Linked DNA regions of Homo sapiens: region 1 is linked to region 2. A link is a contact called in ENCODE POLR2A ChIA-PET data. All regions are on one chromosome and are shown on one strand. Each heading gives the region's core, a stretch centred on a gene start or an enhancer-like site at or near the end of the contact. The rest is flanking DNA. Distances are from core to core; before and after follow the strand shown.

What was found. ChIA-PET counts read pairs that join two places held with the same protein, here RNA polymerase II (POLR2A).
Region 1: POLR2A ChIA-PET joins it to region 2 with 15 read pairs in BJ. The contact joins two enhancer-like sites. POLR2A ChIA-PET finds 5 or more read pairs at or near these places in 2 of 52 experiments (BJ and HEK293).

Annotation. Positions count from the first base shown.
Region 1 is chr14:76,917,590-76,921,218 of GRCh38, reverse strand. No RefSeq gene overlaps it. Among named protein-coding and RNA genes, the nearest start is that of LINC01629, 40 kb to the left of the region's middle. RefSeq lists a silencer at 2,096-2,246 and enhancers at 2,625-2,684, 1-2,921. Within about 2 kb of position 2,323, at least 35 of the 41 ENCODE cell types and tissues checked have a DNase peak (open chromatin) inside an H3K27ac peak, as active enhancers do.
Region 2 is chr14:49,998,805-50,002,275 of GRCh38, reverse strand. The region is part of intron 1 of LINC01588 (long intergenic non-protein coding RNA 1588); the gene reads left to right. Among named protein-coding and RNA genes, the nearest start is that of LINC01588, 7.0 kb to the left of the region's middle. RefSeq lists enhancers at 240-449, 460-509, 1,490-1,539, 1,526-2,173 and a silencer at 880-1,009. Within about 2 kb of position 1,360, at least 40 of the 41 ENCODE cell types and tissues checked have a DNase peak (open chromatin) inside an H3K27ac peak, as active enhancers do.

The DNA of each region.
Region 1 (3,629 bases), core at 1,074-3,573, about 27 Mb before region 2:
CCATTCTTATCGTTAAAGCCACTTCCCATGCATGTAAAGTCCACCTGACTTCATTTTATATGGCTGGGCTCCCCAGCTGGAGAAGGCCAAGGTCACATAGTTAGCAACAGGGAGAGCAGATACCACCCGGATGCATAGGTAGTGACAAAGTTTCTGTCCTCAAAGCACCTTGTGAGCTCTCAGGGAATCAGTAGGCACACAGCACCCACTCCACACCGGGCCGCAGCCTACCCTCCCCCACCCCCACGGTACCTGGGGGTCATCCTGAAGACCGTATGCATTGCCATGGACTCCCCGGGCACCACCCTGCAGCCTGCCCATGCCCCTCTCCAGCCTGAGCTGCTTCCCTCCCAGCCCAGAGCCCTGGTGAATTCCCCCGTCACCTTCCATCAGGGTTCATGTTAGAGCTCCAGTTTGGAAAAGGACTTCCCCCTCCTCCTCCCCCAACCCCCTGCCCAGATGGCAGTTCCCCTTCCCCAGGGACCAGTGATGCAGCAGCTCGTGTAGCCTGCAGTTGCCATGGTGATAGCCCTCCTTTGGCTTTCCATGGGGTGGGGGATGACAGGGAGGGTGTGAGTGTGGTGAGTGTGTCCCATTTTCCGCTCCAGGTGAGGAGAGCTTATGGAGTGGAATCCTACCCTCCTCGAGTGGGGTCTGCTCCTCCTCCCAGCTGGGACCCAGCCAGCTCAGTGGCATCGCAGCAGCTGGGAAGACTGGAAGACAGACAGGGACACTGGACTGAAGAAAGATGTCCCAGAAGGAGCACTGGAGGTGGGGGGTGGACATGGCCATTGGCACAGTTGCCAAAGGATGGAGGCCGGAACCTGGGGTGGGAGCCAAGGCATCGGGGAGCTGGGAGGAGGGACAGGCTGGAGCCTCAGAGCCTCGGAAGAGACCCGGAAAGGGTGGGCCCCTTATTTCTGCCATCCACCCAAGGAGTCTCCCACTGCGCTTCCCCAGTCAAGAGAAGGCCCCTCTGCTCTTCCAACATGATCTGTAATTTCCGGCAGACATTTGAGGCCCCTGACATCTGCATAATGTGGGCCAGTCTCTTAGCAACGGGGAACAGCTGTCTGGCATTTCCAAGATTAAACTGTAACTATACGCGGTCCTTGCCAGGGGGAGGGGGTGGGGGAAGGGGATAAACACTGCCTCCTGGCATTTTCAAACTCATTTAGCTTTTATTCATTTCCTGCCTCCAGTAAAGAGGCCAGGGATTCGGGCTGGGCTGTTACTGCCCCTGCCACCGCCGCCTGCCACGCCGCTGCCACCACCTCCGCTGCTGAGGTTGCAGATGGCTCTTCCCCCAGATCTGTTTGCATGCGGGTGGGGGAGAGATAGGAGACAGCACTCGCTCTTTTTTTGTTGTTTTTATTTTATTTTATTTTTTGTAAGTGCTGCGATCCTGGCATACTGTGTAGCTGCAGCCCAGGAAGAAAAGCCAGTGTGGCCCATCAGTTAAAGCCTCCAAGTCAGCTCGAAGCTGGATTAATTCCATCAAGCTCCGTGGCTAAAAGCTAGCTGCGTGACCTTGTGCCAAATTCCTTCACCTGCCCACACCTTCACCTCCCTGTCTGTATAAGGACATAATTCTACCCTGAGGTGGCTCTGAAGACTGTGTATGCACTCAGGCAATGGATTCATGATTAATAATTGTGGTTCTCTGCTCCTTTGGTCACCTTCCAGCCGCCATCCTCTGCTAGTGACCTCGGGCTCTGCTACTGGGGCAGAGAGACACAGGCCATTTCTCTGGGAGCTGCCACCTTGAACTCCGGTTCCCTGGGGCCCCAGGCGATGACATTTTTGCCCTGCAGTACTTAACCAGGGCTCAGCAAGCCCTAGCAGGGCCCTCTCTGTGGCTGGCCAGAGGTGTCCTCATCCCCTGGCCTGCTTGGGCCAGGCAGCTCCTGTTTCCCAATTGCTCTGCCAGCTCCTGCCACTTGGCTACAGCGCCTGAACTCGTGAACACGGTGTTTTGGTTTTGCAGCAAGAAGGAAAAATAAAAGGGCGGGTGTGGGGCCCGGACAGGAGGGTGAGAGGGAGAGAGAGGAGGAGGGAAAAACCCTCCAGCCGCCTGTGCTGGCCAGTTCCAGGAATGTGTTCTCGGACATCAGTGCCAAAGCAGTGACCCAGGCGTGGCGGCCAGGCCGGGTCTGGAGGCCTTCCCAGGAGAAGGGAGAGGCCGGCTCAGGCTCCAGGGCTGAGGCTGCCTCGCCTCCCGCCTCCCCCACGACGCCTCTGCTGACTCATCGCTGCCCCAGCTGGCAGGAGCCTTTTCTGGGGATGGCTGTTGCTAAGATTCCTTGGAGATGACTGATTGCTTCTCCTTGAGCTTTGTGAAAACATGTTTGTAGACTGCACGCAAACACACGCATGCACTCCTGGGGGCTTACACGCCTGGCCTGGACACCTGTGCATGCACGTTTATGTGTCCAAATGTGTGTGCACATGGAAGACCAGAACATGCTTCCTGTTCCCATCACCTCCGAGCGCACGTGTATGGACCAGTACACTCCCTACTCCACCCAAAAAGGGGCTGAGACACGCCAGGCTTTCCTGGCAGTAGGGGAAGCTGCCACTGTACGGGCCGCTCTCATCTGAAGGAGTTTCAGGTTGCCTTGAAACATTCTTGGCCTCTGTCCCTCCTGCCTTCTCTGGGTTTTTGGTTTGCTTCATTCTGCTGTAATGATCTAATCTTCCCTTCTCCCCAGGCCTGCCAGGTTTTTGATGTCTGGTGTTTCAGGCACTCAACTGGGAGCTGCTTGAGATCAGGCTGCCTGGCTTGGAAATGACTTGCCAAAGAGGCTCCAGGGAGTCTCAGTGCCTCTGTATCCCCCCCTCCCGCCAGGGGAGGGAGGGGACCAGCAATAGCATTCATGGAGGGGAAGTGCTGGGCCTTTCTCTGGGCTCTGCTGTTGAATGACGTGGGGGATGTTTGTTCCTCCTCTGTGCCCAGCTGAGCCTTGGCTGGGGTGAGGGTGAGGGTGCTCGGTGCTTAGCCTGCAGCCCTGGATGCCCGGCCTCCGGGGCCTTGTAGCCAGAGCTGTGTGTGACCTTGGTCACATTGGGCTCTTATTGCCTTGGTTTCCCCACCTGCTGGGCTGAAATTGGACTCCTTGCCGAGTCTTCCAGGGTTTTAATATGACAGGGCTTGGCAGGCACTTGGGCACCAGGCAAGGTTGTTTGTCACGGGTTCTTGAAGGGGTGGAGGGACAGGCAGGCCCCGTGCCAGCATGGAGCCAACACTCTTCTCTCACTAGCTCTGCTAGGCTCAGGCTCAAGTGTGGCTTCTTTAAATGGACCAACCCTGGGGGCCAGATCCCAGGAGCGCTCTCTGCTGTGATTCTGCAACTGTTGCTAGGAAAGGCTCTATACCTGGCCTCATGGGATGAGCTGTGGCCAGCCTGAATTCAGTGGGGTTGGCAAAGCTCACAGCTGCCACAAGAAAAATATCCCTCTGTGCTCAGGTCCTCATCCTAAATGAGGACAAGGCTGGCTTCAGAATTCCCGCTGCTTTTAACAGGCAATGATATGGGTGGGAACAGGGGTTGGGGGTTGGGAGGTAGAGTGGAAATTAAGAGAGTAAAGCAAATGACAAAAATAAAAGTAAGTGGCACAAAAAAATAGCT
Region 2 (3,471 bases), core at 111-2,610:
GGACTATGCAGATCCCCAAATTTAATTGGCCCTGGAATTCTTTCTTTGTGGGACCCTTTTGGGTGGAACCCACCTTAGATACCTCTGAACTACATTTTGTCGTCCAGGGCACTCTCTGGGGACTTCTGTGTCCTTCCCAGTGTGAAGTGCAGGAGTGAGCAGTCAAAAGGCCCTTATGTTTTTACTGAATTGAAACACCTAGAATGTGTGAAGATACCAGGAAGGAGGCCAGAGCTTCAGGAAACCGCTGCAAAGATGATCTCACAAAGAAACCATTGTGGCAGGGCTCCTGGAGCACTCAAGTTGATGTGACGTGTCCTACTCCTGAGAGCACGCAACCCTGCTGGCTCCTTGGGCTTGCATGGCTCAGGGAAAGGAAAATAGCCCGGGTGTTTGGAAGAGAAGTATGTGTGGATGGAATTATTCAAATGCTGATGGATGGATTGGGTCTCCTCTCCTGCTGGCCCGGCAGCCTCTCCGTGGAAGGCTTTGCCCAGGAGATGGGTCACAACAGCTCTGGTGAGATGCTGGAAACATAAGCCCAGGCAGATAGAATGGCAGTGAGTCACAGTAAACCGACAACCGTCAGGTGCTCAGGAGGGAAGCTGAAGCCAGGGGACTCGCTGTGCTGAGCTAAGCGAGGAGCAGGACTCTCCTGTTGTGCAAAACACAAAGAGCAGAGTGTTCAAGTCCAAGGATCAGGTTCCTCCAAATGGAAGCCCAAGCTGTGCACGCTGAGCTCCAGGGCTGGCGATACAATCACCTGCCTCTGCCCATGCAGGAAGGTACCACCCAAACATACCCATTTCTCCCGGGGCATGGGCAGGGGCCAGGGGAGACAGGGCCCTACCACTTCCCATGTAAAACTGGGTGAGCAGCCCAGCGCCCGTCAGAGCCGAAGCACCTCACCTGCACCCCCGCCCCCGCCCCCGCCCCCGCCCCGCCCCGCCCAGCCTTGTAATCTGGGCTCTGCTCGCCATGTGCTCTGTGCTAGTGAAACTGCCCTCAGAGCAGAAATAAACTGTTGGCTCTCAAGTTTTTCCAGACTAACCGGACTGGCCAATGCCTGAGGCTCTGTGTTCAAGATAAAAGTGCCTAAGAAAGAAAAGTGCAGGTAGGCAGTCCCCACTTCTGCAGGGCTGGTGGGCTCTGGGGATCCTGTCTCAGCCTGCTGAACAGCCCAGAGTGGCTTTAAAAAAAAAAAAAAAGCCTGAACAACCTTTTTTTGCACATGGGTCACAGTCAAGCTTCTTAAACTTGGATGACAGTAAACCTATGACTAACTGGATAATTAAAGCCACAAGTCTGGAGGCCTGGGCAGGGCTCTGCTCTGGAATCTCCGGTGGCCTGTTCCATAGGCCAGCGTCCCTTGTCCTTCCCATAGCAGAAATGCTTTCGTGAGTTGGAAACCCTCTGTGGTGACCTCTACATCTTCTCAAGGTCAGTTATCCACTTGTCCATGGCTTCGTGCCCCCATCCCACATCCCTGTCCACTGCATGGAAGGAGGAAATCTAACCCACCCGCCACAGTGCAGCCCACACTCCCCACACTGCCCCGACAGGAACATGACAGAAGGTTTCCAACTAAAACCAAAGTTACTCAGCAAAGCTTCCTGCCAGGCAGCCGTGCTGGAGGGCGCAGCGTGCCTCTGTCTGCTCTTTCTGTTCTATGAAACTTCTCTGCTGCAAGCACTTGAGAGCCTCTTGGCTTCCTGGGGAGAGTGGACTGAACTTCAAAGCAGACACAGCTGCAGCTAAGAAGCCCCTGGGTTGCCTCAAAGACTCTGTCTCCTCCCAGTCTGAAGCTTCTGGTGAATGTTTCTCCCTCATTCCTGAAACAACAGATAGAGCTGTTGAAGTTTACAACGTCCCCCAAGGCATTTCTGTGTTTCTGCCTTTAATCTAGGGCCCAAGTGACCACCCACAAGAATGCCCCGAACACTCACTGCCTCAGGATGCGTCCTGCAATTTACATTCCCGTGGTGCCTCTGCCTTCACCCCACGCTGGTGCCCCCGCCTCCACTCCAGCCGTCTCTCTGGCCACCCCTGCCCCCTCGCTTCTCTCCATCATGCCAAAAAGTGCCCTCGTCCTCTGACGGTGGAAGAGGGGATTCAGTTAGGAGTCGGGATGGCCTATGTGATTTTTGTACACTATTCCAGAATAGGTGTGTGGTTGCTTTAAAAATCAAAAGAAATGTGTCTTCCAAATCTTTGAAGCCCTTTGATTTCAGGAAGCTGTGGACCGTGTTTAGCCTGTGGCTCTGTGTGCCCCTTGGCTGCTGCTGCTGCTTACTCCTGAGGGTGAAGTTGCTAACATAAGAAACGAGTAATTTGGATTTGCGCTTCTTGGTAAAAACCCCTTTCCATTAACCTGTAAAACTCTAGAGGGCAGGGGATCTCTCACATTGAATCTGGTGGTCTTGTGAGAATGCCTGGAAAATAGTAGGCATTCTCCAATGATTGTTGTTGGATTAGTGTCATTGCTTAAAGAAAAAAAAAATCAAAGAAAGTCACTCTCTTAGCTCAGGATGGTGTATTTGCAAGTGTTTAGGCCAAACATGTGTTGAGAAATTGCACATATACTGTGTACAACTCATGTCATCAGGAACTTATGTTACCAAACCTCTTGTTTCACCCACTATCTTATCATCTGTATTGAGCAGACTAAGACCTAGCAAACCAGATGAGCCTTCAGGAGATCTGCAGACTGATAAGGGCATTTGAGATAAAGAAATCCCACAGAGTTCTAAAACCAAAATGAAAAGTATAGAGATGATTGTCCTGTGAAATGGCCCCAAGCCTCAGACCCATTACCATCTACCTCTGGCCTCACTTGGGGGCTACTGTAGATGCTCAGCACAGAACCTCTTAGCTGTGGTTGTGACTTCCTGGCTGGCCAGGCCTGTAAGAGGCGGAGGAAGAAGTGCTGTGGCGAGCTCTGTGACTCAGAGGAAAGCAGCCAGGACATGACGTCCTGCACGACTGCCTGGGGTGGCTGCAGGGAGGTGGCCTAGGGACAGATGAAGCTGCAGTGGGGACCACCTCCCCTGCAGAAGCAGTTTTCTTGTCCCTCCTCATCCAAACACACTCCAACTTAAAAAATCATTATGCATAACTCCGAAAGCAGGTCCATGCTGTACCTGTGTGTGTCCTGCCAGATTTCTTTGTTCCTGGGGGAAAACAGCAATAAACATCACATTCCTTTTCAGTGTTGAATTGCTACTGCTTAAAAGTTAAGAAAAAAAAAAGTTGCAGTCAAACCATCTATTAACAGATAAATTTAAGAACGGTGTGAGTTCCTGCCAGCTGCTGATGACAGGTTTTCCAGAAGGGAATGATATTGCCGGCAAGGCAGTGATTAAGTGTGATGACAACTACCAATTTAGTGAAGGGTCAGTGGTTTTCTTGTATATTTATTTATTTTTATTTTGTTTTATTATTTTATTTTATTTTATTTTTGAGACGAAGTCT